Linked DNA regions of Homo sapiens: region 1 is linked to region 2. Evidence: chromatin loops called from intact Hi-C (ENCODE). Cell type or tissue: K562. All regions are shown on one strand. Links, peaks and the distances in the headings refer to the core of each region. The heading gives the core; the rest is flanking DNA.

The links. Peaks named below come from ENCODE experiments on the same cell type or tissue, not always from the same donor. Only the 100,000 strongest peaks of a DNase experiment are listed, where the experiment ranks them.
Region 1: it touches region 2 in a loop (23-fold over the local background); 3 of 110 quality-filtered maps call a loop at or near these places.

What each region holds. Positions count from the first base shown.
Region 1 is chrX:140,214,119-140,219,507 of GRCh38, forward strand. LOC105373343 (a long non-coding RNA gene) reads right to left here and starts at 2,649. Exons shown (of 2, transcript XR_938603.3): 1 at 2,497-2,649; 2 at 1,908-2,308. In K562, for the core only: no CTCF peak of the experiment used is centred there; no DNase peak of the experiment used is centred there.
Region 2 is chrX:140,020,089-140,025,477 of GRCh38, forward strand. No RefSeq gene overlaps it. Among named protein-coding and RNA genes, the nearest start is that of CXorf66, 57 kb to the left of the region's middle. In K562, for the core only: no CTCF peak of the experiment used is centred there; no DNase peak of the experiment used is centred there.

The sequences.
Region 1 (5,389 bases), core at 326-5,325, 190 kb after region 2:
ATTAACACAAATAATTATAACCAGAAAGAAAATAAAGTGCAAATTTTCTCTATAAAACATTTTGCATATAGTTGTCATAGTAAAAATCATAAGGCAATTTTAAGAAAATTAAGCAAAAGTAAAATGTAGGCAACTACTAAAATATGCAACTGATATAAAATTTTAGCATTTTGATTTTTATGTAGTATTAATGAGCAATTAAAGAATACATTTCATGCTTGAGTATATTTTTCAAATTCAGTAAGATATTTTATTTTCAAATGCAATAAAAATGTCTTTATCCCCCCAAATTTTACTCCTTAAATTTAACACTTCGTTTCACCGATTTAGACACCAATAAAAGCAAGTGATTACACAGAATCACAGAGCTGAGGTGGTTGTTCTTTGCCTTTATAATCACATGCTATAATTTTTAATTTCATGTACTTTTAAAGTGTAGACATATGTGTCATATATTACCACAGGGACTGCAGTCTGGAAGTATGCTCAAAGCAAGCTCAAACTGAGGTAGGAGGCAGGACTTGACTCCAGAGGCGGGGCTTGGACAGCAGACCCAATTGAGGACTAGCTAAACCAGGTCTAGGGCAGAAGCAGCTTTCCTTAAGCCTTGTCTAGCAATGTGGCATGTCAATTTACCGTTGCCATGGCAACACCCAGGCGTTACTGCCTCTTTCCATGGCAATGACCTGACAACCTGGAAGTTACCACCCTCATCCTAGAAATTTCTGCATAAATTGCTCCTTAATTTGAATATAATTAAAAGTGGGAATCAATATGAGTGCAGAACTGCCTCTGAGCTGCTACTCTGGGGACACTGCGTATGGGGCAGCCCTGCTCTGCAAGGAGCAGGAGCAGTACCTCTGCTGCTCTCTACACTTCTGCTTCAATTAAAGTTGCTGTTTAACACCACTGGCTTGCCTTTGAATTCTTTCCTGAGAGAAGCCAAGAACCCTCCCACCTAAGCCCCAAGTGTGGGGCTTGCCTGTCCTGCATCAAAACAATTCCAAATTGTTAAGAGCTTACTTTAGAAAGGAACAGCCTATGTCTTGGACCAACTATTTAATAAGGATTTATCCAAATTAACTTCCCTGTAGAATAAAATGATTATTAAAACATAAATATTAAAAATCAGCTAATTTGCACCTTGCATTGATTTTGTTCAAGCTTAAATTTAACCACAGCAATCTTTCACAACTCAGACCAAAAGAGGATTTGGGTAGGGAAAAATTGAAAACTTGTATCTGGTGCTAATAAGTAAAAGACTGACTTTTCCTGGGTTTTATTATTCTTATATTAAAATTCTCTGCAGACAATGTTTTTCTTTATGGCCAGCAAGTGGGCAGACCTCTGCCACTGCCCCCACACTTGGTAGGACACTGCTCCATCCTAAGCTACTTAACAAGAAAGTGACCTAATTAGTGCTGGGTTTGTGGCCTCCAAACTCTACTATTTGTCTATCAGGGTGCTGAGAGTGACTCCTGATAGGATGAGTTTTGGGTCCTCCTGAGGGCCTTTACTTGCTTATAGCATAGTGTGGGGTACAACATACACCACTATGACACGGGTGACCTGGAGGTGGTTTTATTGTCTTTTTGTGGGGTGTGTTATTGCCACACACATCACACATAAAACCCTCCTCCTAACTGGGTTCTGGGAATTTAGACCTTGATGTTGCTACCCACACCTACCCTAAGTACATGTAGAAACGCCAAAGCCCTTTTTCTTCTTGTCTGTGGGGCAAAGTGTTGATTTGTCTTCATTTCTTAGTCCTCACCCACTCCTTATCCCCCGATGGCTAACTGTATACCTGTTGGTCTGGCCCCCAACCTTACAGGACCCTGCCTCTCTCCCTCTTAGCAGTTTTTCTTCCTTAACCCCCTCCCCACTACAGACAAACATCCACATCATCCTTTTACATTGTGCTGATTTTATTGCATTCATCAGCATGGGTGGAACACTGTTGGGCTCAGCTTTGGCCTTTATGTGATTGGTGATTCCCCAGAGTTGCTGTTGCTAGTTGTACGTTTCTGATCCAGGCTCTGCATTTACTGGCAGCAGAGATGGTTACTTGGGATGGTTTGCTTTTGCCAGCGGCTTCTGGGCTTGCTCTTCTGATTTTCATTTTCTGTTGTCTTTTGTGCTTGCTCTTCTGATTTTTATGTTGTGTCTTATTCTGCTTGTGGTGACACACAAATATTGTTGGTCTCATTGTTATCCTAGGCTTTTTGGAGCAGGAAGGAGGTGATTGAGTTTTTTTTCTTGAATTCCTTTGAAGGGGTTTTTTTACCTTTATGATTTTCTTCTCCACCTGGAAGGACAACACAGTGAGCCAGAAGGACATCGGTTAAGGGGAAGAGAAAGAGGTTGTATAGGAAGGGGAGCTTTATGAATAGGAGTGCAGGCTGAGGAAGGGGGTTGTGCTAGGCAAGGACAGGATAGGGGTCTTGAGAGAATAGAGGGGGAAGAAAAGAAGGAACAAGGATAGGATCATCTGACCTTGCCATTTTTGTTGGTCTTTTGTTGAGAAGAGTTCTTCTTTTCCTTCTTCTCTTTGGTTCTTGGGGTAGGCTTTTTCGTGCTTAGAATTGGTTGTTTCATATTTTCTTTAGGCTTCACTGGTGTGTGGGTCTCCTTAGCCATATTTAAGCCTCCCAATGGTCTACCCCATGCTCCTGACCTCCTTATGTATACCCACCCCTGGGTAATGAGGAGCCCCACCCTTCAGCTTTGTTTGGCCAGAATGGGGCACCCCTATCCAATGGTAGTCCTGGGGTGGCTTGGACATCACAAAGCGCTGATACCTCTGTGGGGGTGGTGTTGCTGGGGTAGCCAAAATGTGGTTGGAGAAAGGGGATTTTTCCACCCCAAATACTACCCGAAGGTCCATTTCAAAATGACCTGCTACCCTCATCATTTCCCCATGTTCAATTCTGGTGGGTCACATAGCAGGGAGAAGGTGTTTCCTTAAAGGCATTCCCTACAGCCACCGCCATTCAGTGGTTCATTCTGTTCTCTCCCACCCTTTACCATGACCTACTATTTTAGATGTCTTATCTAAAATCCCTCCAAGGTACAGTGGCCTTATTTAATTCTCAGTCAAAATATGAATCATTCCACTTCCCTCAAACAAATTTCCATTTGTATCTGTTTTGGTATGGTTTGTAAACTAAGACAGGCATTTTTGGGTTTGTTTTTTTTTTTTTGGTTTACATTTCTAAATGGTTGAGGAAAAAAAGCAAAAGAATATTTTATGATGTAAAAATTATGTGAAATTGAAATTTCAGTGTTCATAAAACTTTATTAGAACACAGATACACTAACTGTCAGCTATGGCTGCTTTCACACTACAACAGAGTAGTTGCGACAGAGATTGTATAGCCTGCACCACATAAAGTATTTGCTATCCGTCCTTTTAGAAAAAGAGATTGCCAACTCCTCATCTATTCTGTTCCATTGATCTATTTGCCTATCCTTATGCCAAAACCACATTGTCATGATTAATTTCATGTCATGTCACAATTTTATGCTAAGACATAAAATTAGGTAACACAGCTCATCCAACTTTGCTCCTCTTTTACAAGATCATTTCAGCTATTCTAGGTCCCTCATACATTCTTTTTTATTATTATTATGCTTTTAAGTTCTAGGGTACAAGTGCACAACGTGCAGGTTTGATACATAGGTATACATGTGCCATGTTGGTTTGCTGCACCCATTAACTCGTCATTTACATTAGGTATATCTCCTAATGCTATCCCTCCCCTAGCCCCGGACTCCCCAACAGGCCCCACTGTGTGATGCTCCTCACCCTGTGTCCAAGTGTTCTCATTGTTCAATTCCCGCCTATGAGTGAGAACATGTGGTGTTAGGTTTTCTGTTCTTGAGATAGTTTGCTCAGAATGATGGTTTCCAGCTTCATCCATGTTCCTGCAAAGGACATGAACTCATCCTTTTTTATGGCTGCATAGTATTCCATGGTGTATATGTGCCACATTTTCTTAATCCAGTCTATCACTGATGGACATTTGGGTTGGTTCCAAGTCTTTGCTATTGTGAATAGTGCCGCAATAAACATACATGTTCATGTGTGTTTATAGTAGCATGATTCATAATCCTTTGGGTATATACCCAGTAATGGGATGGCTGGGTCAAATGGTATTTCTAGTTCTAGATCCTTGAGGAATCCCCACACTGTCTTCCACAATGGTTGAACTAATTTACACTCCCTACATTCTTAAAAATTTTAGAATCAGGTTTTCTATTAATGTTAAAGCCTGTTATGATTTCATTGTGATGGTGCTGAATTTATAAATCAATAAGGGGAGAATTGAAATCTTAACAACTTTGAGACCTTCAATTTGTAAACGTATATCTCTTCATTTATTTAGGTGTTTAATTTATGTCTCCAATGTTTTGCAATGTTCAATTTGTTTAAAATTGGTATTGTTTCCTCCTTAAGTATTTGGTAGTAGTCATCTGTGAAGACATCCATTCCTGAAACTTTCCTTTTGAGAAGCTTTTATGTTTTGAATTAACTTTGGTATTTACACTATTCAAAAAGTCCAGTCTAATGTTATTTTGGAAAATTGTTTTTCAAAGGCTTTTTCCATTTCATCTAAATTGTCAGATTTGTTGGCATAAAGTTGTACATAATATTCCCTTCATAGTTTTGAAATGCGTGTAGCATGTGTAGCGATGCAACCTCTATAATTTCTGAAATTGGTAACTTATGTTTTGTGTTTTTTTTCTTGATTACTTTTAGCTAGGCTTTTATGAATTTTATTCCTCTAAAAACTATCTTCAGCTTCCTTGATTTCTGTCTATCATTTTGGCTTTTTCTATTTCAATTATTTCTGTTCCTTATCTTTACTATTTTATTTTTTCTATTCAATTTCAATGTAATTTGTAGCCCCTTCAGGTGAAATCCTATATTATTCACTTCAAACCATTCTTCTTTTCTAATATAAAAATAAAGCTATAAATTTTCCACTTAGGACTGCTTAAGCTGCATCTCACAAAATTTGATATATTGTGTTTTCTTATGCAGTTTGATATATCTTTAATTTCACTTCTAATTTCTTTTTAAACCATGAATTGTTTAGAAGAATGTCCCTAATTTCCAAGTATTGGGGATCTTCTAGATATGTTTTTGCTATTGGTTTCTGATTTAATTTCTTTGTGGTCAGAGAACATATTTCACTATTTAAATATTTTAAAATATATAGAAACTCATTTTATGACCCAGAATTTGGTTTACCTTGGTGTCGGTCAAATTTGGTTGATAGGAGTTTTCAAATACTACATATATCCTTACTAATTTATTTGTCTGCTTCATTTGTCAATAATTAATAGAAGAGATTTTAAATTTACAGCTGTGATTATGGATTTA
Region 2 (5,389 bases), core at 99-5,098:
TCATGTAATTATAGCTCAATTAAATTGGCTGTGTGTGTGTGTGTGAGTGTGTGTGTATGTGTGTGTGTGTGTATCCAGGTGAGAAGTATATTAATTGTGTCATGGAGGGAAATATTTTTTATGTAAAATCTCTCATAATTTGGCCCCAGTCTCTGGTATTTTTGTTTTTCTTTTTTTCTTTTTGTTTTAAACAGCTCTATTGAGGAATAATTAACCTACAAAAAAATTGCATGTTTAAAGTATGCAATTTGATCAGTTTCCACATACATAGACTTCTGGTAAACCAACACCTCAATTAAAATACTGAACATATTCATTCGTAATCTCCAAATGCTCAAAACTGGAGACAACCCAAATGGCCATTAATAGATTAAATAATAAACAAATTGTTGTATATTCATACAATGGAATACTACTCAGCAATAAAAAGCGAATGAACTAAGAATACACATAATGACATGCATGAATCTCAAAATAATTATGCTGAGAGAAAGAAACCAAACAAAACAAAGTGTTTACTATATGATTCCATTTATATAATATTTTAGAAATTACAAAGTAATCCATAGTGATAAAGAAAATCATTAGTTGCCTGGAGACAAATTTGAGTCGAGGTGGAAGGAGTAGAAAGGAGCGATTACAAAGGAGCACACAGAAACTTTTGGGAATAATGGATATATTCATTACCTTAAGTGTGGAGATGGTTTCATAGATGATTATGTACGTCAAACCTTTTCAGTTTGTACACTTTATTTATTTATTTTTTGAGACAGGGTCTCACTGTGTTGCCCAGGCTGGAATGCAGTGGTGTGATCTGGGCTCACTGCAGACTTGACCTCCCAGGCTCCGGCAATCCTCCCACCTCAGCCTCCCTAGTAGCTGGGGCTGTAGGCACACATCACCATACCTGACTAATTTTTTTTTCATTTTTTGTAGAGAGGAGGTCTCACTATGTTGCCCAGGCTGGTCTTGAACTCCTGGGCTCAAGGGATCCTCCTACCTTGGCCTCCCACAGTGCTGGGATTATAGGCATGAGCCACTGTTCCCGGCTGTACACTTTAAATATATGCATTTTACTTCATGTCGACTATACCTAAATAAAGGGTTCTTAAGCTATTGTTATTCTAGAGAGATAAGGGCAGATAATTACATTTACAAAACAAAAACAGAATGGACAACTATTATATACCCATCATAACTAAAAATAATAAATAAATAAGCAATAAGATCCCCAAACCAGGATGGTTTCCAAATGTAATAATAGAACAAAAACTAGTTCTTGAAAATTAAAAAATATAACAACTAAATTTAAATATTAATTAAAAACTCAGGCAACCACGATTAAATTCCAAAAACATTATTTTAAATAAAAGAAATATACTCTATAATTTTTCTGAAGCTTGAGAACAGTCAAAACAATATGTGGCAATAAATATCAGAATACTGTTTACCTTTGGGTTTGATATTGACTGGAAAATGGGCATGAGGAAATATTCTGAAGTGATGAAAATATTCTATATCTTGATATGTGTGGGGGTTACATGACTGGGTATATACATATGTAAAAGTTCATCTAGTTATACATTGAAATTTGTGCATACCTCAATTTCAGAAATTGAATACTAATGCTGAAATACAAAGTGAAGAAATTCCCTATGAAGTAGAATAAAAGAAAAATAAATAAGAGCAAAAATATAACTTCAGAAAGTCAATCCAAAAGATCTAACATCTGAATAATAGGGATTCCAGAAAGAGAAAACAAAGAAAATAAAGAACGTGAAATTATCATTTAGTAATATATAAAATTTCCGTAGAACTGAGGTACTGGAGTCTCCATTTGGACTAAAAGAACCCAATGAGTGTCCACCAAAAGGAATGAATATATACATATTATCATCTGAAATTTCAGAATTTTGTGATAAATAAATTATCCTGAATGCTGTCTCAGAGAAAAAAAGTCAAATATCACACATGAAGGAATGAAAATGAAAATTGCATTTCACTTCTTTATAGCAATACTGGATGCTAGAAGATACTGGAAGAATGTCTTAATATATTATTTATGGAAAATAAATTTTTTCTTAGGATTTTATACTGAGCCAAACTATGTTTCCAATGTTATGACAGAATAAATACATTTTTAGATATGCAGGCTTTCAAAATATTTACCTCCAATTCATTCTGTTCTGGTTACATAAAAACCACCCTAAGTCATAGTTGCTTAAAAAAACAACAATAATTTTGTTGTTGTTGTTAATGACTCTGAAATTCGAGTAGGTCTAAATGGCGAAGGCTGGGCTCGTGTTTCAAGTGGTATCAGTTAGGGTGTCTCAATTGAGACTTGAAAGGCCCACTTCAAGATTGCTCACTCATGTGTCTGGCAGTTAATATTGGCTGCTGGCTGAGAGTTTAGACAGAATTGAGAGCTGGAGTCCTTGATTCTCTCCACATAGACCTCTACCTGTGACCTGTGATTCTTCATAGCATGGTGGCTGGGTTCAAAGGTTGAGGATTCTGAGAGAAAGCCAGGTTGAAACTACTGATTTTTATGGCCTAGACTTGGAAACCACACGGCATCATTTCTGTCATGCTCTGTTAGTCAAGGTATGCTCAATGGTCTGCCCAGGTTGAAGAGGAGGGAACACAGAGTCTACCTCTGCACAGAGAAGTGGCAAGATTCTGGAGAAATATGTTGGACAGAACATATCTCTGTGGCAATTCTTGGGAAATAAAATATAGAGTTTACTGCACACCCTTTCTTAGGCAACTATTGGAGAGTGGGCTACACTCAAATGGGAGTGTAGGCCCAAAAAGTAGATGTGGATCTAAGCAATCAAGAATTCAACACAAGAGAGATGCAAAGAAAATCTCTAGGATGAGCTGGGCGCCATGGCTCATGCCGCAATCCCAGCACTTTGGGAGACCAAGGCAGGTGGATTACTTGTGGTCAGGAGTTTGAGACCAGCCTGGCCGACAGGGTGAAACCATGTCTACTAAAAATACAAAAATGAGCCAGGCATGGTGGCAGGTGCTTATAATCCCAGCTAACCGCGAGGCTGAGGCAGAAGAATCACTTGAGTCCGGGAGGTGGAGGTTGCAGTAAGCCGAGATCTTGCCACTGCACTCCAGCCTGGGAGACAGAGCGAGACTCTGTCTCAAAAAAAAAAAAAAAATCTCTAGGATGATGGTAAAAAGAGATCTCTAGATCACAGCTGTTCAGCAGGCCTAGAGCAATGAGTTCAGATTCCAGCAGTCCTGAAAGTTCTGGGAGAGATTTCTTCAAGAAGATGAAATTGCCAGGAGGAGAATTTGGGGTTGTTTTGGTGGTAAGTACACAGAAAATCAAGTAAGTTTTAAAAATGCTAGGGAAAAATGTGAAGGAGATGGAAAATAATCATAATGTACTTCATGACTAAGTTGACTATTGTGTCTACATAATCATAATAATGTTAACATTGAATATTGATCTAAAAGTGTAACTATATTGAGAGCATATGGATGGGTCGTGGGATGTGTGTGTAAGAGAGAAGCAGAGAGAGAGAGAGACAGGTACAGAGGCTAACTCCTATCTCCCATAACGTAAACTCAATCTAAAAAATGCTTCAAGCTGTAAACCCAAGCCCTTTTCATGCAAGCATGGAATTTGGAGAAGTAGCTGTAAATAGAAATATAATCAGCTCAAAGAACTAACTGAAAGTGGTTGCATCTGGGGAGCAGAATACAAGAAAGGACTGTTGCTTTTCTTTTCTTTTCTTTTTTTTTTTTTGCCATCACGGGGCCAGAATTTCTCTTAAAAAAAAATTATTTAACTTTAAGTTCTGGGATACATGTGGAGAACGGACTGTTGCTTTTCTTAACAGGTCTTATAGATCTAGTTGTCTCTTTAAACTACATGTGTATATTTATTTAATAAAAAATAAAACTAATTTTATTTATTTTTTATTTTTTTAAATTTATTTATTTATTATATTATACTTTAAGTTCTAGTGTACATGTGCACAATGTGCAGGTTTGTTACATATGTATACATGTGCCCTGTTGGTGTGCTGCACCCATTAACTCGTCATTTACATTAGGTATGTCTCCTAATGCTATCCCTCCCCCCTCCCCCAACCCCACGACAGGCCACAGTGTATGATGTTCCCCACGCTGTGTCCAAGTGTTCTCATTGTTCAATTCCCACCTATGAGTGAGAACATGCGATGTTTGGTTTTCTGTCCTTGCGATAGTTTGCTCAGAATGATGGTTTCCAGCTTCATCCATGTCCTTACAAAGGACATGAACTCATCCGTTTTTATGGCTGCGTAGCATTCCATGGTGTATATGTGCCACATTTTCTTAATCCAGTCTATCATTGTTGGACATTTGGGTTGGTTCCAAGTCTTTGCTATTGTGAATAGTGCCACAATAAACATACGTGTGCATGTGTCTTTATAGCAGCATGATTTATAATACTTTGGGTATATGCTCAGTAATGCGATTGCTGCGTCAAATGGTATTTCTGGTTCTAGATCCTTGAGGAATCACCACACTGTCTTCCACAATGGTTGAAGTAGTTGACAGTCCCACCAACAGTGTAAAAGTGTTCCTACTTCTCCACGTCCTCTCCAGCACCTGTTGTTTCCTGACTTTTTAATGATTGCCATTCTAACAGGTGTGAGATGGTATCTCATTGTGGTTTTGATTTGCATTTCTCTGATGGCCAGGGATGATGAGCATTTTTTCATGTGTTTTTTGGCTGCATAAATGTCTTCTTTTGAGAAGTGTCTGCTCATATCCTTCGCCCACTTTTTGATGGGGTTGTTTGATTTTTTCTTGTAAATTTGTTTAATTTCCTGTAGATTCTGGATATTAGCCCTTTGTCAGATGGAGAGATTGCAAAATTTTTCTCCCATTCTGTAGGTTGCCTGTTCACTCTGATGGTAGTTTCTTTTGCTGTGCAGAAGCTCTTTAGTTTAATTAGATCCCATTTGTCAATTTTGGCTTTTGTTGCCATTGCTTTTAGTATTTTAGTCATGAAGTCCTTGCTCATGCCTATGTCCTGATGGGTATTGCCTAGGTTTTCTTCTAGGGTTTTAATGGTTTTAGGTCTAACATTTAACTCTTTAATCCATCTTGAATTAATTTTTGTATAAGGTGTAAGGAAGGGATCCAGTTTCAGCTTTCTACATATGGCTAGCCAGTTTTCCCAGCACCATTTATTAAATAGGGAATCCTTTCCCCATTTCTTGTTTTTGTCAGGTTTGTCAAAGATCAGATAGTTGTAGATGTGTGGCATTATTTCTGAGGCCTCTGTTCTGTTCCATTGGTCTATATCTCTGTTTTGGTACCAGTACTATGCTGTTTTGGTTACTGTAGCCTTGTAATATAGTTTGAAGTCAGGTAGCAT